Regions from separate parts of the Homo sapiens genome. Here all the other regions are linked to region 1. A link is an interaction called in ENCODE POLR2A ChIA-PET data of the cell type or tissue named here. Cell type or tissue: HepG2. All regions are shown on one strand. Each heading gives the region's core, and the rest is flanking DNA. Links, peaks and the distances in the headings are about the cores only.

Evidence for each region. ChIA-PET counts read pairs that join two places held together with the same protein. Peaks named below come from ENCODE experiments on the same cell type or tissue, not always from the same donor. Only the 100,000 strongest peaks of a DNase experiment are listed, where the experiment ranks them.
Region 2: POLR2A ChIA-PET joins it to region 1 with 12 read pairs; 1 of 35 experiments calls an interaction of 5 or more read pairs at or near these places.
Region 3: POLR2A ChIA-PET joins it to region 1 with 8 read pairs; 4 of 35 experiments call an interaction of 5 or more read pairs at or near these places.
Region 4: POLR2A ChIA-PET joins it to region 1 with 7 read pairs; 1 of 35 experiments calls an interaction of 5 or more read pairs at or near these places.

Annotation. Positions count from the first base shown.
Region 1 is chr2:19,018,615-19,023,320 of GRCh38, reverse strand. LINC01376 (long intergenic non-protein coding RNA 1376) reads left to right here. Exons shown (of 4, transcript NR_135287.1): 2 at 834-987. The region is part of intron 5 of LOC105373456 (a long non-coding RNA gene); the gene reads right to left. Among named protein-coding and RNA genes, the nearest start is that of LINC01376, 6.0 kb to the left of the region's middle. In HepG2, for the core only: no CTCF peak of the experiment used is centred there; DNase peaks (open chromatin) are centred at 1,500, 2,110 and 3,070; H3K4me3 peaks cover 1,860 bases.
Region 2 is chr2:18,798,861-18,803,566 of GRCh38, reverse strand. All of the region lies in intron 4 of LOC105373456 (a long non-coding RNA gene), which reads right to left. Among named protein-coding and RNA genes, the nearest start is that of NT5C1B-RDH14, 210 kb to the right of the region's middle. In HepG2, for the core only: no CTCF peak of the experiment used is centred there; a DNase peak (open chromatin) is centred at 2,856; H3K27me3 peaks cover 318 bases.
Region 3 is chr2:19,071,394-19,076,099 of GRCh38, reverse strand. The region is part of intron 5 of LOC105373456 (a long non-coding RNA gene); the gene reads right to left. It overlaps LOC124907739 (a long non-coding RNA gene), which reads right to left and starts at 265. Exons shown (of 2, transcript XR_007086236.1): 1 at 1-265. In HepG2, for the core only: no CTCF peak of the experiment used is centred there; a DNase peak (open chromatin) is centred at 2,329.
Region 4 is chr2:19,503,042-19,507,747 of GRCh38, reverse strand. The region is part of intron 5 of LINC01808 (long intergenic non-protein coding RNA 1808); the gene reads right to left. Among named protein-coding and RNA genes, the nearest start is that of LINC01808, 36 kb to the right of the region's middle. In HepG2, for the core only: no CTCF peak of the experiment used is centred there; DNase peaks (open chromatin) are centred at 1,957, 2,587 and 2,987; H3K4me3 peaks cover 1,402 bases.

The DNA.
Region 1 (4,706 bases), core at 528-4,527:
AGGGGACATAAAGCCCATTTTTTGAGGATGTTCTCACCAGGAAAAAAATCTCCAGTCTCTAAATATGGGATTGGTTTTCTTTAAAAATAAAAAAAATGCTCAATAAGAAACTTAAAAACTGTAAAATGATATTCATTTTCATGCTAATCAGCAGACCAATTTTTCTTTACATATTGTCTTTTATCCTTATACTATACTGCTCTGAGTTATACGTTATAATTTCAATTTTCCATATGATGAAAATATAGATGCATAGAAGTTTAGTGATTTGCCCAGATTTGCACATCTGATAGGCAGCACAGGTCAGACTCAAATATGTGCCATGACCCCAAATCTCATGAATGAAAGTAAACTGAGACCTTCCATGTGGTCAAAAGTCAGGAGCCGGTAAAGGAGGGAGATGGACTCTTCCAGAGGGTTTGTAAGATTGTTCTGAAGATGACATAATAACTGCCGACATGGACCATGAAGCTGAGGGTGACACCCTGAGCTGCTTTCTTTTGGGTCTCCAAGAAAGCCTTCATGGAGTGGAGCCACCACACTAGCCCAGGACAGCTACAGCTGTTTTTCAACATGAGCAGAAAGAGAAATTTTTATCAGGTTTAAGCCACTGTTATTTTGGGTTTATGTTATTCACAGTGAATCTAATCCTAACTGATACAACCACTATCCTGCAAAAACGGTGGCAAAAAATATATATCACATATCCATCACATAAATCCACTTTTATAAGGAAATGAAGTCAAATTATTACCCCCAATAAAAAGGTGTTTCGCAACATGACCCAGGAAAGTAGAAGTAACATTTGTTCACTATTTTTCCCCGTCTCACAGCTCTCCTGGCCTCAGCGGATAAGTATATGAGAGCACAGTTTTCCTGGTGTCAGGATATGAAGATCCAGGGAACAAAGAACCTCAAAGAACAACACCTGGATTGTCAAGGTTTGGCCAGCAGTGCACTTTCTCCAACCTTACAGTCATACGCAAGGTGAAAAACTCTCTTGTTTTCTCTTTTCCTAAGTTTTCTAAAAGAAGAAAGAAAAGGGACAAAGACAGATAAGTGGAATTTAAGAAAAATGAAATATAAACAAACTACACTTTTCCCTGAACAGAAAAGCTCAATTAAGCAAAGACAGACAGAAGAGACATGTAGGATGCTAATTTGAACCATAGCCCCATGTCTAATGCTTTTAGCCAAGGAAAGAAGAGAAAAGCAAAAAAGAAATCTGAGTCAGAGGGAAGATGTCATGGTGAGTTTCAATGGGAAGAATTCCTTATTAATTCTAAAGAACACAAGGCAACATGGATTTAATTATACAAGTCAACCCACCCACATTCCTCCGCTGCCTTTCACACACATGGGCTTCTGAGGATGATGAAAGGTGGGTAGGGAGAAAGGGAAAAGGAAGCAGAGCACAGGATGGCTAGGGCCACTGAGAAGACAGCTCTACCCTAGAGCTCTGTGGCTGTGGCTTCACCCTTTCTAAACATGAGCGCCGCGTTGCCCAACTCCAGTTGCTGCAATAGCACCTGACCATGGCCTAGCAAATTCATTCACCTTGGGTCCGGGACACTTCTATGTTGTTCTATTTACTGTGAGGGGAATTTCTTAAGCCTTTGAGAAATGGAGAGGAGGATAGATAGGAGCTCAAAAAAAATCTCTCAGCTGCTTTTAATTTCCTATGGGAAACACAATGCAATCTCACCAAGTTTTTCACTAAGAGCAAGTCTCCATTAAAACTCCAAAGAGTTTAAATGTATTAGAAATTTGAAACACTGCTCAGGTTTTCCTGAAGTTTCCTTGGGACTTTTAACCTATACTCTCATCAATACCCCAATCTCTGCACCAGCAAAATCATTAAAAATGTCCCATAACCAAGACCCCATTGTTTCTTCCTGCTTTTTCTTTCACTTTCAGACAATACCTGTGAGAGTCCTAGCTGAGAGAGGCCCACTGACCGTTCTATGCTTTAGCTAACTATCTCTGGACAGTTTTAGACTTTTAAACTGAGGACATCCCACTTGGATAGAAAGCCGTGATGGAACTATGAAGTCACAGGGCATCAGCATGAGGGTTCAGTTGCCGATAACAAAACAAACAAACACCCACTCTAGCTGTCTCAAGCAAAAGGAATGTGATGCAGGGAACTGTGTGCTTAGAAAACCTTTGAAAGGCTTTAGGCAGACTTCCATGAAAGACTCTCAGAACAGCACCACCGAACTGGTCTGTCAAAGTAGCTACTTCATCTCAACCAATTTTTGAAAGGTGATTTTCAAAAATTTTTCAATGACTCATTTTTAAAAACTAAAATTATTTTGAGATAATTTTAGATTTTCATGCAAGTAAGTATTTAAGAAATAATATGGATTGCTGGCAAGATGGCCGAATAGGAACAGGTCCACTCTGCACCTCCCAGTGAGATCAACACAGAAGGCAGATGATTTCTGCATTTCCAACTGAGGTAACCAGTTCATCTCATTGGGACTGGTTGGACAGTGGATGTAGCCCATGGAGGGTGAGCTAAAGCAGGGCGGGGCGTTGCCTTACCTTGGAAGCACAAGGGGTTGGGGAGTTCTCTCCCCTACCCAAGGGAAGCTGTGAGGGACTGTGCCTGAGGAATGGAGCACTCTGGCCCAGATACTGCACTTTTCCCATAGTCTTCGCAACCCGCAGACCAGGAGATTCCCTCTGGTGTCTACACCACCAGAGCCCTGGGTTTCAAGCACAAAACTGGGCAACTGTTCTGGGCAGACACTGAACTAGCTGCAGGAGGTTTTTGTTTTTTTTTTTTCCCCATACCCCAGTGGTGCCTGGAATGTCAGAAAGACAGAATAGTTCACTCCCCTGGAAAGGGGGCTGAAGCCAGGGAGCCAAGTGGTCTGGTTTGGCAGGTCCCACCCCCACAGAGCCCAGCAAACTAAGATCCACTGACTTGAAATTCTCGTAGCCAGCACAACAGTCTGAGCTCGACCTGGGACACTCCAGCTTGGTGTGGGGAGGGGTGTCCGCCATTGCTGAGGCTTGAGTAGGTGGTTTTACTCTCATAGTGTAAACAAAGACAACTGGAAGTTTGAACTGGGCGGAGCCCACTGCAGCTCAGCAAGGCCACTGCCGCCAGACTGCCTCTCTGGGCAGGGCATCTCTGAAAAAACGGCAGCATCCCCAGACAGGGACTTATAGATAAAACCCCCATCTCCCTGGGACAGAGCTCCTGGGAGAAGGGGCAGCTGTGGGTGCAGCTTCAGCAGACTTAAATGTTTCTGCCTGCTGGCTCTGAAGAGAGCATGGATCTCCCAGCACAGCTTTTGAGCTCTGCTAAGGGTCAGACTGCCTCCTCAAGTGGGTCCCTGACCCCCGTGTATCCTATCTGGGGGACAACTCCCAGTAGGGGCTGACAGACACCTCATACAGGAGAGCTCTGGCTGACATCTGGCAGGTGCCCCTCTGGGACAAAGCTTTCAGAGGAAAGAACAGGCAACAATCTTTGCTATTCTGCAGCCTCTGCTTGTGACACCCAGGCAAACAGGGTCTGGAGTGGACCTCCAGAAAACTGCAGCAGACTTGCAGCAGAGGGGCCTGACTGTTAGAGACCCCATACAAAGGTCGCCAACATCAAAGACCAAAGGTAGATAAATCCACGAAGATGGGGAGAAACCAGCACCAAAAGGCTGAAAATTCCAAAAACCAGCTTCTCCTCCAAAGGATCACAACTCCTCGCCAGCAAGGGAACAAAACTGGACAGAGAATGAGTTTGATGAGTTGACAGAAGTAGGTTTCAGAAGGTGGGTAATAACAAACTCTTCCGAGTTAAAGGAGCATGTTCTAACCCAATGCAAGGAAGCTAAGAACCCTGAAAAAAGGTCAGATGAATTGCTAAGTAGAATAACCGGTTTAGAGAAGAACGTAAATGACCTGATGGAGCTGAAAAACAAAGCACAAGAACTTCGTGAAGCATTCACAAGTATCAATAGCTAAATCGATCAGGCAGAAGAAAGGATAAAAGAGATTGAAGAACAACTTAATGAAATAAAGCAAGAAGACAAGATTAGAGAAAAAAGAATGAAAAGCAATGAACAAAGGCTCCAAGAAATATGGGACTATGTGAAAAGACCAAATCTACTTTTGATTGGTGTACCTGAAAGTGACAGGGAGAATGGAACCAGGTTGGAAAACACTCTTCATGATATTATCCAGGAAAACTTCCCCAACCCAGTAGGATAGGCCAACATTCAAATTCAGGAAATAGAGAGAACACTACAAAGATACTCCTCGATAAGAGCAACCCCAAGACACATAATTGTCAGATTCACCAAGGTTGAAATGAAGGGAAAAAATGTTAAGGGCAGCCAGAGAGAAACATCGGATTACCCACAAAGGGAAGCCCATCAGACTAACAGCGGATCTCTCAGCAGAAACCCTACAAGCCAGAAGAGAGTGGGGGCCAATATTCAACATTCTTAAAGAAAAGAATTTTCAAACCAGAATTTCATATCCAGCCAAACTAAGCTTCAGAAGTGAAAGAGAAATAAAATCCTTTATAGACAAGCAAATGCTGAGAGATGTTTGTCACTACAAGGCCTGCCTTACAAGAGCTCCTGAAGGAAGCACTAAACATAGAAAGGAACAACCAATACCAACCACTGCAAAAACATGCCAAATTGTAAAGAAATTGCATAACTAATGGACAAAATAACCAGCTAGCATAA
Region 2 (4,706 bases), core at 514-4,513, 220 kb after region 1:
AAGAAGGAGGTCTTAAGAAAAGTCAGAAAAAATTCTTAAGAAAAAATTCAATTGGAGTCATGCAGAATTTGAGATATAGGTAAATCTCAATGTTGGGCTGCCAGTGCCAGGTGGAGTTCTCAGGTAGACATTATATATTTGAAATTAAATACCGAAGCTCACAAGGGAAACTAGTTATTATACAAACATTTATTTAACCAACAATAGTCAAATACTTTTCCCACAGACACTGTGCCAAATGCTAGAGATTCAGAGTAAAACTCTCAGTCACTACCTTCAAGGAGCTCACCTTAATGGAACCAGGGATTTAGTTAAGACTGATTATGCTATCCCAAGTACCCCATGATTGGGGCTAAGATAGAGGTAGGGACACAGTGCTGTGGAAATGCCTAAGAAATGAGAGGTAAGGAATCAAAGTAGGCTTCCAGAGGAATTGAACTAAGTCTTGAAGAAATCAGAGTTTGCCAAGCAGAGAAGTGGAGGAAAGCCTTGTAGTCAGTAGAGGCAGGGTATATAAAAGTATAGCAGCTTCTGCCAGTATTACAGGCTCAGAAAAATCTTAAGGACGTGTATATAATTTCTGACAGCACAACATTCATCATTTTCCTCTTGCCTCACTGACCATTACATTTGTTACATATTGCTACCTTCCTCTCTGCTTTGCTCCTAACTGATGGTACTCTTTCCTGGGGGGCTTCTCTCCTCTGTCCTCATCCTCGTCCTAAGGGATCACATCTATGGCTTCACATATTTTCATGTTGACAACTTTTCACTGAGCTCTAGACCTTTACAATCCATTGATATATCCACACAACAACCCCCTCACAGAAGAAAGCAAAACAACAAAACACCTAATTTTCCTACGTTTTCCAAACCTACTCAAAGCCTACTCTTCCCCATAAACAGCAAAATAATCCGCCAATTATTCAAAACAAAAAATTAGGAGCCAACCATTATCCTTTTCTTTCCCCTGCCTCCTGCATCAAATCAATTAGTGCATCCTTATGACTTTTTCATATTTCCAAAATATCATAAAATACATCTATTCATCTCCATCTTTACTACGAATACTTTAGTCCTAGCTACCAACATCTCCCACTTGGACTATAGTAACAGCTTCCAAGCTGACTCCTGACAGACTCTCTTGCTCATATACAGTGATTTTTCTACTCAATTGTGACCATTGAGAGATTGCTTTCTCAGCCAGTGGGACAAAAACCACACCACAGAGAGTTCAGAAATAAGTGTTTAATGAAGATTTTTATTAAATAAGTGTTTAATGAAGACTTTTATTAAATACATGTTTAATGAAGAGTTCAGAAATAAGTGCTTAATGAAGAATTAGTTAATTTATTGATTAATTGAATTTGAGGAAAATTTGAACATTCATTTAGGAAGATGTCAAAGTATGAGTAGAAAGGGAAAAAATGAATACGCAAAATGATCATCGATAAAACTCAAATTCTAATGCACTGAAGGGAGGTGCGACGGCACCAGGGATAGGAAGGTAGGCTCTGGAACTAGGTGATTTTTGTTCATATATGAACAATATGACACCAGCAAATTATAAACCTTGCTAAGCCTCAATTTTCTCTTAAGGTAAATGGAATTGACTCATGGTTGTAAATGCGTAAAGGGCTATATCTATAAGTGTAAATGATCTATATGCGAAAAGGGCTTCACACAGAGCCTGGCACAAAGTAAATATAAGATTTTAACACTTTTTAAAAATTAATGTATAGATATACAGAGATGTTTTGAGGTAAAAATACTGTAGATCTTCAATCTCCTTTGTAAAGTAAAAGTCAAGATCATCTGTGAGGAGCAAATGCAGGTCTCGAAGAGTGAATAATAATAAGCAACTCTTAATTGACTATGCTATGTAAAATATAATACAATGTGAAATATCTCATATACATTTGTTATGCTTCCAATAACTCCATGAGGTCAATACCAATATTATTCCCCTTTATAGATTTTGAAATTGAAGCCAAAAAAGGTACAATAACTTCCCCAAAGTCACATAGATAATAAGTCAGGATTTGAACTTAAGTCTACAAAATTCTGTTCTCTAAATTGATGTACTGTATACCTAGCAATTCCCTAGGCTGCAGATATGAACGGACATGTCTCAAACCATATTATCATCACCACCTTTTCAACAAAATCAGAATAAGACAAAGATATTTTTATATTGCATTTGTTGATACCCCTCCTTTATTGAAACGTACTTTATACAACTAATAAAAGCAATCAGAGTGTCCCTCAGAGTTCCTTTGTAACAGATTTAGCCTGCCACAGAGCAGAAACTCAAATTCCACAGAGAAGACGAAAACATCCATCATCTTGAACCGTTACAACACTGGTGGCTGAGAGAGAAATCTGTAGAGGACAAGGATCCCAAGCAGATGACAATAAAGTTAACTTATTTTTTATAGGAAATGCTAAAATAAAAATTTCTTTTCAGAAGTCTCTTTTATACCTCAAGCATGTTCTAAATATTTGCTCTTCAGGTTTCTGTAAGAACTACCATGTCTTTGCACACAATACACAAAAATAACCCTAGCCTGACCTGGAGCTTTGGGGCCCAGAGGGTGATAAATCTGTTGGCCCCAATTTGGAGAGCAAAGTATTTTCTAAAGATCACAGTGCACTCCATGCACACAGGCCTACAAGTGCTTTCAGAGGTGCCCCCTAGTAAAATCGTGACCAGTGCTTTGATCTCAGGGTCTCTTTCTTTTTGTAACATGTCCGAATACCTGGGATTAGGAGGCAGGCTGGAGTCGGAGCAAAATTAAACAAACAGTAGAGAGTGACCAGCCAGGATGGCTTCAAGTGCTGAGGTCATGTGTTTGCCTCTCTACTTGCAGACCAAGGTGAAAAGTGCATCCCAAGCTCCGGCCAAATATGGTATATAAACAAACATGAAAGAAGGATTAGCTCTCTTGCCTGAGACTAATGGGGACACCAAATATCAATAGCTGATTTGTGACAACAAGACTAAGTCAATATTGGAACAAAAGATACTGGCTGTATTCAACTTGCCCTTAATCTCAGGTAAACTTGTACTAAGTTAAACAAGTATTCATTCCCCTGGCTACAACTCTGCCTGACTCGGAAGAACTACTGATGTAGAAGATACACACAAAACTCACCACTTGTTTCTTCTAATCAGATCCCTTTTTTCTCCTTTTCACTCAGACTCATGACAGATTGCTGTTTGCAGACCCTTTTGTCCTAATTCTAGTTCACCCAGCAAGAGCTCTGCATGGAGAAATGGACGCAGGCAGTGAGCTGCTCACTGTTCCACCCATGTCCTACATTCCCAACACAAGCAAAGAAGCATCAAGAGCAGGGTCCTCTGCAAGGGAAAAGATTGCTGATGCTGAAATTGCAACATGAAAATTTCCCTTCAGCTAACTGATGGAAGCTCGCAACTCCATGAGACACATGACCTCAAAGTTTATGAGTATTAGGGCTAACTCTGTCACAAAATGTCTTAAAGACTTTAAATTGTACTACAGATTCAAGACCTCCACATCAAAGTCTCTTATGAGTTGGTGGTGATAAGTGGCTAAATCCCAAGGCCCACAGTCTCTGCTCCTGAGACAGAGTTCATAAGATGTAAGAGTCCTAGACCAGCCTCTCCAATACACATCTATTCAACATATTTTGGTTTATTGGACCAACTTTTCTGCATAGAGTTTTTCCAAAAACTGCCAAAAGGAAAAAAAGAATTAAAGATTCAGGCATGTGCACTATTATCATCTACATTTTACAAATGAGAAACATGCTGGAGACCAGAAAATACATAAAGGATGACTCCAACCCACATGTCCATTGACTCTGGCTCCAGCTCCAGCAGCATGCTCAGGGTCTGCTGTGAGATCTCAGCACAAGTTTTCATTTCTCTGAACTTTAGCTCTTGCAGCAATAAAAGCTATGCTTAATATACATCCGGCAGTTCTGTAATGAGTAGTCAACAGAAAATGTGTGTTGGATACTTGGAAACAGCTCGTAACATAGAGATGAGTAAGTATCAAGTTCTCCTCTATTGTTTTCTTTCATAAGAAAAAAGGAGCTATATCCAGCACTATTTTCTGTGTCACCTCTTGTCACTGTACCTTTGCCTCCTATAGTTTTCCAACTATGTCCTTCTGAGATTTTATTTCACATTGTAGATGACATGCTAAATCATTTTAGAGAGATTATGCTGTTCTTTGGGAATATATATACATTCATGTCCCAAAGAATATATATATATGAACACATATATATGAACATATATATGAACACATATATGAACGTATAAATATATGAACGTATATATATGAACATATATATATGAATGTATATATATGAACGTGTATATATGAACGTAATATATATGAACGTGTATATATGAACATATATATAAAAAAGACCAAGAGAGGAAAGATGAGCCCCTTCCTGATGAAACAGTGACATGAATATATATATGAACATATATATATACTTATGAGCATATATATATACTTATGAGCATACATATATATACTTATGAGCATATATATATGTGTGTATATATATATATATATATATATTCATGTCACTATTTCACCAGGATGGGGCTCATCTTTCCTCTCTTGGTCTTTTTTACTTACCTGAGAGTTTGGGTCTTAGAGTTTTGATGAAGAATAAGGAGCTGATCCAGAAGAAACACGGGA
Region 3 (4,706 bases), core at 318-4,317, 53 kb before region 1:
TTATCTCTCACTCTCCTCAAACTGCAATTTCTTCATCTTTGATAATGATGCCAATAATTGTCTTGCAGAATTGCTATGAGGAATAAACAAGATATGTTTTTGGTCTACATCATTGGCAATGTCATATAAAGAATCTAACACAATACTTGTTATTGTGTTTAACAAAACACAATATAGAAAGTTTAACAAAAGTCCTGCTTTCCATTATTCATTCATTCACATTTTAATTTATTCTTCCATCCATCCATCTATCCATATATATATTTATATATATATAAAACAAGGTGAGGTCTCACTCTGTTGCCCAGGCTAGTTTTGAACTCCTGGGCTCAAGCTGTCCTCCCACCTCAGCCTCCCAATGTGCTAGAATTACAGGCATGAGCCACTGCTCCTGCCCTGGCCCCATCTATCCTGTAATCCATCCAGCTCGGCTATACTATATGAAAATTCAAGATCAGTTTTAGTCCATGCAAAGGCTCCAAAAATTGCATCAGTTGGAAATTTTGGATTTCAAGAATTATAAAACCTGGCCCAAATCTACATAGGAATTTTATTGCTTAATGTAACCGAAACATCCAACTGTAGGTCTAGCTTTAGGCAAGGCTGAACCATGGGTTCAACTGGTGTCTCTGTGACTCAGTTTCTTTCACCCCCATCTAACATAAAACCCTGTAAGCTGGCTTCTTTCTTGGTCAGACTCTCTTTTAATGATTACAAGATCAGTAGTTTCTGAATACACATACTCCCACTTTAAGTCCAGAACAAGGATAAGATTATTTTCACAACAATATAAAGCCCGGGATTTGACTTCCAGGCAGGATGATGGATCCATTTCTGAACCAGTCACTTGCACCAGTGAGATTGGTTACTCTGTTCAGCTTCAACCAGTTTCTGATTGCCCCTGAAGTATCTGAGGCAAGTCCCGCAAACCACATGCTCTGGAGAGGCAGGAGGATTGCTTGAGGCCAAGAGTTTGAGACCAGCCTGGACAACATAGTGAAAGCTTGTCCCTGCAAAAAATTCAAAAATTAGTTGGGCATGGTAGCATGCACCTGTGGTCCTAGCTACTTGGGAGGCTGAAGAAGGAGGATCACTGGAGTCCAGGAATTTGAAGTTTCAGTGAGCTATGATCGTGCCACTGCATACCAGCCTGGGTGACAGAGTGATACTGTCTCATTAAAAAAATTGTCTTCCTTTCTCCCTATCATGTTGTATAAAATTTCATCATTTGAGATTCACTCATTGAGAACTGTAAGCATTTTCCTGTTCAAGAGCCTCTGGTAAAATTTAAATACCTCATGGAGTTCTGTCTTCATCTTCCCATACTTTATTGACAAATTATTCCAATGCAGCTACAGTTAAACAGGATAAAAATAAAAGTTACCTCAGAGGAGAGTCATAAATGTTGCCAAGTTTGGTCCAATTTCTTTATATTGTTAACATTCAATAAGAAATAACCATTCTATCTGTCATTATCACTATTGTTATCATATACAGAACTCATACAATTCTCAGAGAAGCTGTGTTAAATAGATTAAATAGATTTTCCCACTTTACAGCTGAGAACAGAATGGGGGCTAAGTGAGCCTTAGGGTAACTTTCTGGTCACACGGCTAGTTGGAGGTATACACAGGAGTTGATTCCCCCTCTGTTTGAAGTTCAGGCCTTTGTTATTTTTGCTGCTTTACTCTTCTGATTGCCAAACTCCCCAAGCCAAACTTAACTTCCCAGGAAGAAGGCCCGGTCTGAGCAAGTGCCGAGCCAGCCACAGGGCAAGTGGCCTCTAAGTGCTTGTGATGTGAAACGATGAAAATCACTCACACCATGGATAAAGAACCTGCCTGGATCCAAATGTGGACACCTGAGAGTTCCTGGGACTTATAAAAGTGGAAGCCATTCTGTTTGCCCAGGCATCAAAGGATGCTAGAGTTACTACCATGCATAATCATCCCTTGTGCACCCACAAGTGCACATAGTGAAACCTTGCCCCTGCAAAAAATTCAAAAATTAGTTGGGCAGTTGGGTCCCTGCTCCAGAACCAGTCCTGAAAGAACCTTGAGGCAGCTTCCTAGGAGCCTTTGGCCAAGGCAGAAACACTGAGGGCTCCCTTCTCTGGAGTCTTGAAGTGGCACACAGATTCTAGTTCCTTTTGGCTGGGCAAGCCCCTGTGTTTGGCTTAGGGTGAAATGTATACCACACATCTGGCCACTGGAAAGCTGGGGAGGAACGGTGTGGTCAGTGGGGCTGCAAGGCCATTTCAGGGCGGTTAAGCTGGAGTAACCCGAGTATGGCAGGGCCTGAGTCATCCTGGACTCAGGAAGCTCCCACTTGGGCGGAGTCTGACACCTGAGCTCATCTGTGGCTTTGCCCTGGCTGGCCCTGCCCTGCCCCATCTTGTCCAGTACAGCTCAGCCCAGCCAGCCCAGGCTGGGTCCTGCTGGGTTCCAGCCTGAAGGAACTGAGCCCAAACTGCAGAGCCAGGAGCTCTGAGCAAAGGCAGTGATGTCAGCAAGGGTGGGGTATGATGTGTGCACAGCCCAGGGAGGTATCTGTTTCTGGGTCCATGTGTCCATGTATAAACCCACTATCCTTGTGTGCACCTCCCTGTGACTGTCTATGTGGACATTCTGGGCATCTATGCATATATTTGCGTGAATGCCTGTGGGTGTTGTTGGCTTATGTGTCTGGGCACATTTTCCCTGGGAAATAAGAGTATAATTGCCTTTGTCACAAAATTTGATTGGTTAAAAAGCAGCGGCTATAAAGAGGTTGAAAAAAAATCTCCCTTTTGTGTAAAGTCTCATGCCGAGGGCTGAGGGAGATTTAGGAGAGTGAAAAGAATCAGCCTTTAAACTTAGGAAATGCATAGTCACCTGGGTCAAACACTTGCCTAGGAAAACTGAGCTCCTGCTCCTAGGAATGTTTGTGCAGGACCTAGGACAAGATGTCAAGGAATGGCGGTCACTGTGGTCGAGGTTACCTGAGACATCAGCCTGGGGCAGGTTGGGATGGGGAGAAGAGAGTTGCATGGCAACGATTTATTCTTTTCTCCAAGTATTGACCCCCTTTGATAAATACAGAAATGTTGTTTCTTCCTTTCATAACATCAAAATCCAAGGTATTTTAAAAATGCCTCAAAGCAGTAGGGTGAAATGTTTTTGTTGTTACTGTTGCTGCTGTTGTTCCCCACCTCTGGCAAAATCACACAGACTAGTAACACTAAGATGGGACATCCTGGCATATGGTCCTTCCGGCTCCCTCGTGGGTCTCCTCCTTCCGACCTGGTGGTGCTTGCTGGTGTCTGAGAATGCTGCTCAGATTCAGTGTGGGATGGAATCAGGCAGCCTCCCACTTGGGCTAAGCCATCACGGGCCCCTGCTCTGAAAAAGGTGGATATGACTTAAGAGAAAGCCCCTCAACTGCAAATGAGGAATTCAGGACTCAGAGAACGGGAGTCACTGAGGATTAACAGGAAGTTTAGAGAATAAAATGAGATACTTGTGAAGACTCCTTGAAGAAAGGAAGAAGGATAAAAATAGGGAGGAAGAGGGAAAGAAAAGAGAAAGAGACAGAGAAAGAGAAAGAACAAATAACACCAGATAGTACTCTGATGACACATCTGGAGAAAGGGCTTGGGACCGCTTTCTGTATCTCAAGTTACTCTGTAGGCCCCCTAATCAACTTGGCTTGCACAGCCTGTGGTGTCTCATCTGTCTGCTTAGCACCCAATCCAATAATGATAAATTCATTACCAGAGCAATAACAGCCCCACCCCTGGTGCACCCTCTGTTGTTCTCTGATAAACACCAAGAACAGGCAAGAGCCTATGTTCACTTTATTCACCACTCCAAAAAAACTTGAGAAATTCCCTTGAGGTCTACCTCTTAGATATTGAATGGAATTTTACATCTGTTACACAGGGAGTTTCCGGAGAGGCACTCAAAGTGTCCCTTGTGGAACCAGACACAGAACCTTGGATCCCAAATGTACTCAGTGAATACTTAATAAATGCATGATCACTTAAGGCATCCCACCTAGAGAACTGCCACTTTAGCCTGACAACTCTTATAGATTAAAAGTAAGGCCCCAGATAGAACCCAGGAACCACTGCCACAAGATTGACCCTGGCATTGAGGGTGTTCAACATGGCATATTTCCAACTCTAATACAACTGCTGTAAGCCCCAGGGCTGTGTATTTAGTGCATGGGCACCTGCAGAAATAGCAGGGCTCTCCTTACTCTTTTCACATACTGTGCTCAGTCATCTTCAGTGAGCATTTGACTCTTGGTTTAGTTTAGAAGATATAAAAGTAATACAACTAAGCATATGGTCCTCCTAGTGACCCACATTCCATGGTGTGTAACAGTACCTTGGGCTTGGTGTGGACAGGCCATTAAAATTTCAGGAAGGTCGAATCACATGTGGGCTCCATCAGATTAATGAGGGAAAGTCTCCCATCTTCTGTTAGACATGGTTTCATGACACTCACAGAAAATGCAGGAAACACCTATCACTCTGTGGCCATCTGCATAACAGAGCAACCCAACTCTCTTGACCATTTGTTGATGGGTGAGTAGAGAACAGGCTTGGTGTTCTCTGGCCACCATGGTTAAAATAGGAAACCTCCCTGTACATTTAGACCAAGCTTCTGGAACCCGATAGAACAAAATGGTGCCAAGAACTTAGCAAAGAGAGATTGCCTAAA
Region 4 (4,706 bases), core at 297-4,296, 480 kb before region 1:
GAAGAGAGCCAGCTTTGAGGGACCAACTTTCATGTAGGTGCAAATTATTCCCAAGCAGGTTGCTTAATTCCTTTGGGAGCATCTCCCAGGCCTTCATGGGGGAAGACACTGCTGTGGCACGGGGCAGAGAGAGTGGAGAAGGGATTATCTCCTGACCCAGCAGAATTCCACAGGTGGCTCTTTACTCATCATCTCAATTTCTGCCCCTTCTCCCATGCTCTCTACATTGCTTATTCCAAAATATTATACGGGAAAAACTTATGTGGTGGTCTTCCTCCTGAGCTGGAGCCTCCTCCTGCATCCAGTGTTAGTAGGCAGTATAAGCCTGTTGTTCAAGATTTTCTAAATGGCTGTAACTCCCATTCTTGGTGCTTTTTTATGGCTTTATATCCTTGTGCACTTTACTGTGATAGCATACTAAAGATGGGGCAGCTGGAAAGCTCTGGGTGCAAGCAACAGGAGATGTATTGCTGGTAGAGAATTTAAACACAATAATAAAACCAACTGAAAGGAAGTCTGGTTTTTATAATCACCAAGGTCAGTGATAACTGGCCTCCTCCAATCCCCCGACCAAAAAACCCACTTTCTTTGATCTAAGTTCTAAATAATTGCTTTGGTTACTGTAGAGTTTTAATAATATATATGTGTATCAGAAAAAAACCACAGTTTTTACTGCCTGCTTATTCTTTAACAACACTGAATTCTACAGTGAAGCTAATTTGGAAATTTCCCAGTTACACGGTTGACCCCAACACAAATAAGCGTAATTTTTACTGCTTGTTCTGTAACAAACATTGGATTCTACAGAGAGGCTAACTTGGAAATCTTCCAGTTACATAATTGACTTCAACACAAAGGGATTCAGCTACCTATGTTTGTCTCAAGAGTAAGTTCTTAAAGATTTGGAAGCATTCAAGCTCACTTTCGGAAGCATTTGTATCTCCAATCCCTATGGTGCTACCTATGCTTGCGTTGAAAAGAGTAGATTTGAAATGAACAATGACAGTGCAGTGATGATAAAGAAGAAACAGAACTTGAATTACTTCCATTATCTCATTTTATCTGATAATTTTGAGTTTTATTTGTGTTTAAATTGAAAACAATGATCAACAGACCAAATAGCTGTAATATTTTTGTGGTAAGTACTAATTTTAGTTCATACATGATTTATTTCACTAAGTATTTTTAAATGAAAATTTTTGTATACAAAGTAAACCTTTGTTTCAAACTGTGAAACAAATTAATGAAATAACGATTAGTACTGAAAGCAATTTTGTCATAAAAAGGGAGTATTAAAAGATGATGCATCTGGGTGTCAAATAACTGCATGCCGCTGCTTTTTGTCATTTAGGTGGGTTGGGGGAAGGAAGGAAGTCAACGCATGTGTTCAGTCTGCCATTTTGAACGAGTAGTGCAGGTACCATAAGAAATTAGAGAACTCAAGAGGTTAAATAACTTGTTTAAAGCAAGGTTTAAGTCAGTAGTGGAGTTCATGTCCCACTCTCATTACTTTTAGTCAAACTAGTCATTGCACTTTGTGTGATTAGTCAGCCTGTGAAGGATATCCATACACGTTCAGCTTTCCCAGTCCGTTTGTGCTGAGCACAAGTCCCATTCCTCATTAGGACTTCTCCTAAGGCTGTTTCAGCTCAGACTCCTCTCAAGCCTCACATACCTTATACTTCATCTAGTGCTTTTCATATTACACCTGTGTTTTGCTTCCACCTGGGCTGTAATCTCTTTAAGAGTAGGAACCATATTTAATGGATTGCTCTATCTCTTTGCAGCACAGAGCCTACTTCCTGTAGGTTTCCAGGAATAGTTGCTGATAGAGATGGTTATGGTAAGGTTGGAAAGAAAGGCTAACCCTCAATGGTGACTTACTTTGAACATGGATTTTTACAAAAGGTCAATTCATTTGGAAACAAGTCTGAAAAATGAACTCTGAACTCTCGGTGTTTTTACTTTTTAGTCAAAAGTAAAGCATGATTACAAAGCAATGAGATTTCCTGATAGCTTCATTTACACAGTGGTTCCAGAGGAATTTCCAGAAGTATGATCCAGACGCATTCTGTGCTATGGCAAAGTCATTCACATGTGCATCTAGCCTCCTTCAGAAGGCTGACTCTGAAAGATAACACTTATTGGATCTGCTGGTTTAGTTACCTAAATATCCTGAGGTGATACTATTTTCCTAAAGCACTAAGTCATATTAAAGGCATTGGTTCAATGTGAAACATTATCAGAGATTAAAAGAAAACTGGATTTGACAAGAGAGTAACAGTTTGCTCCTTCTCTCCTTAGGAGAAAGTTCTGAATTTGTTCTCTTCACAGCCAGGGCATTGTTGTAATCAGACACCTTCTGTTAAACGTTACTCAATTTCAATTCTAGAGAGAAATAAAAAAGGGTAAGAGAGCTGTGGCCGAGAGCACGGTACCTTATATCATCAAGATCTGTGTTGTTTTTTTTTTAATCCAGAAAGACAATTTAACAGATTGAGGAAGTTGTGGGAGAAGAGATAGCTATATAAATACAGTCCCAAACAAAAGACCTTTCATTGAGAAAGATAAGACTGTGTTTGGACAGAATCAAAGTTTACCAAGTCATGATTGAATGGAGAGGATAAGTTGAGGCTTGTTTAACAAATGCAAATATTGAATATTCAAGAATGGCAAGTTTAGAATAAATGTAAGGTGTGTATTATTTCAGCAGAGGGAGGTAAATACACTTCTGGAACTCATTTAGCCTCAAAGGTGGTACTGGCTAAAATACAAGTAGATTGCAAAGTGCTTACAATCCATTCGGAGATGATAGGTATAGCATGGATTATTAAGGGAAGCCAGAGTGATCGAACCTTTCCCTGACCTCTGAGGCTGATACTGAATGTGACATGCTGGCCCTCCAGGACTCACTCTTGGGGTCATCATCAGAGACAGTCAGTTGGACTGCAGAATCAAGGGACTGGCCCAGGGGCACAATTCTGATGTTCTCATGTTTCATCTCACTGAGCTAAATATTAACTTTCGGCCTGTGTGTCTGTCACCAAGTCATCTGTCTTGGTAAATGCTGTTGGAGTCTCAGCATTGTGAGAAGGCAATGAATTTTCCCTGCTGACAGTGAGAATATCCACACCAAGCTGCCATAGAGATTTCTGCTTCCCACAATGTTTATGACAGTAAATTAGGCTACAGAGTGCACTGAAGGTTGTTTACATAACCCCGATAGCTGGTATATTTGTCAGTCCCACTCCGTGGGCTGTGACTTCAGTAGAGCCAGATAATGTTTAAAATATAAGGCTATAGTAATGTATGAAATTATCAGAGTGCTTTACAAGAACTCTGATTATAAACACTTGTTTATTTGGACCTTTTGCTTGGATCTCATATATTTTCTTTCCCCCTCTTTTTTCTTTTTTTTTTTTTTTTTGGATTGGATCTGTGTCCCCACCCACATCTCATGTTCAATTGTAATCTCCAATGTTGGAGATGGGATCTGGTAGAAGGTGATTAGATCATGAGGGTGGATCCTTCATGAATGATTTAGCACCATCCTTTCCATCCTTTTGGTGCTGTTCTTGTGATAGAGTTCTTACTAGATCTGGCTGTTTAAAAGTGTGTGGCACCTCCCACCCTCTCTTTTCCTCCTGCTCTGGCCATGTAAGACGTGCCTGCTTCCCTTTCGCCTTCCACCATGACTGAAAGTTTCCTGAGGCCTCCCCAGAAGCTGAGCAGAAGCCACTATGCTTCCTGTACAGCCTGCAGAATGCTGAACCAATCAAACCTCTTTTCTTTATAAGTTACGCAGTCTCAAGTATTTCTTTATAGCAGTGTGAGAATGGACTAATACAGTTCTAGTATTATCTTTCCATTTTTCTCTGGTTTCATTGTTAGTTTCAATTCTGTACCCAAACAGAGTAGCTTGGGCTTTTTCTTTTAAACTTGTTATATGTTCTAGCCCTGTCTCTCTACAGAGCCATTTTCCGGAAAGTCAGTGACACAAATTGGCCACATATGCAGATAATTTTCAACTCTCTAGATCTCACCCTAACTCTTTGCCTTGTGTCCAGACTTTCGGTTCAGCTTTATGCTTCCACTTACCTTGTTCAGTCTTTAGCAGAAAATCTCGTTTTATAAGACTTGATTGCAAAATAGAGACTGTTGCATAAAGCAATCACCACTGAGTGTCATTCCAATCAAAATAGAAGCTTTCAGGAAATATTCACTTTTGGAACTTGTGTGTGTAGCCCTCATTTGCAGTAAATTTTGTCCTTTGATATTGGAATCCGATTTTTCAAAAGAGCTAAAGTTATCTGGTTTCAAAAAAAAATTTGATGGTAAAGTAGCCCTAACAGATTGCACTTCATAAAATTTTTATTTTCATCAAGCTAAAAATCTGTTTTCTTATATATTTAATTCATTTTATATAATTTCATGGCCACTTTTTTCCCAGAACTACAAGAAGAGTTTCTGATACAGAAGTAAATTATACAAAGAAAACGTTTTAAAATAACTGTTTGGCCTGGAGGGAAATTTTGATTTCTTGGCTCCAACAATCCTTTATATCCACTTTAATGGCTTTCAGCAGGCAAAGACTAATTAGTAGATTATGAATTTTAAATGTAGTGGTCACTACCTGCAATGTTTTGTTTATTGTGTTTTGTTTTTTGATGGTGCAGAATAAATAGAAGGGAATAGAATAATATAGA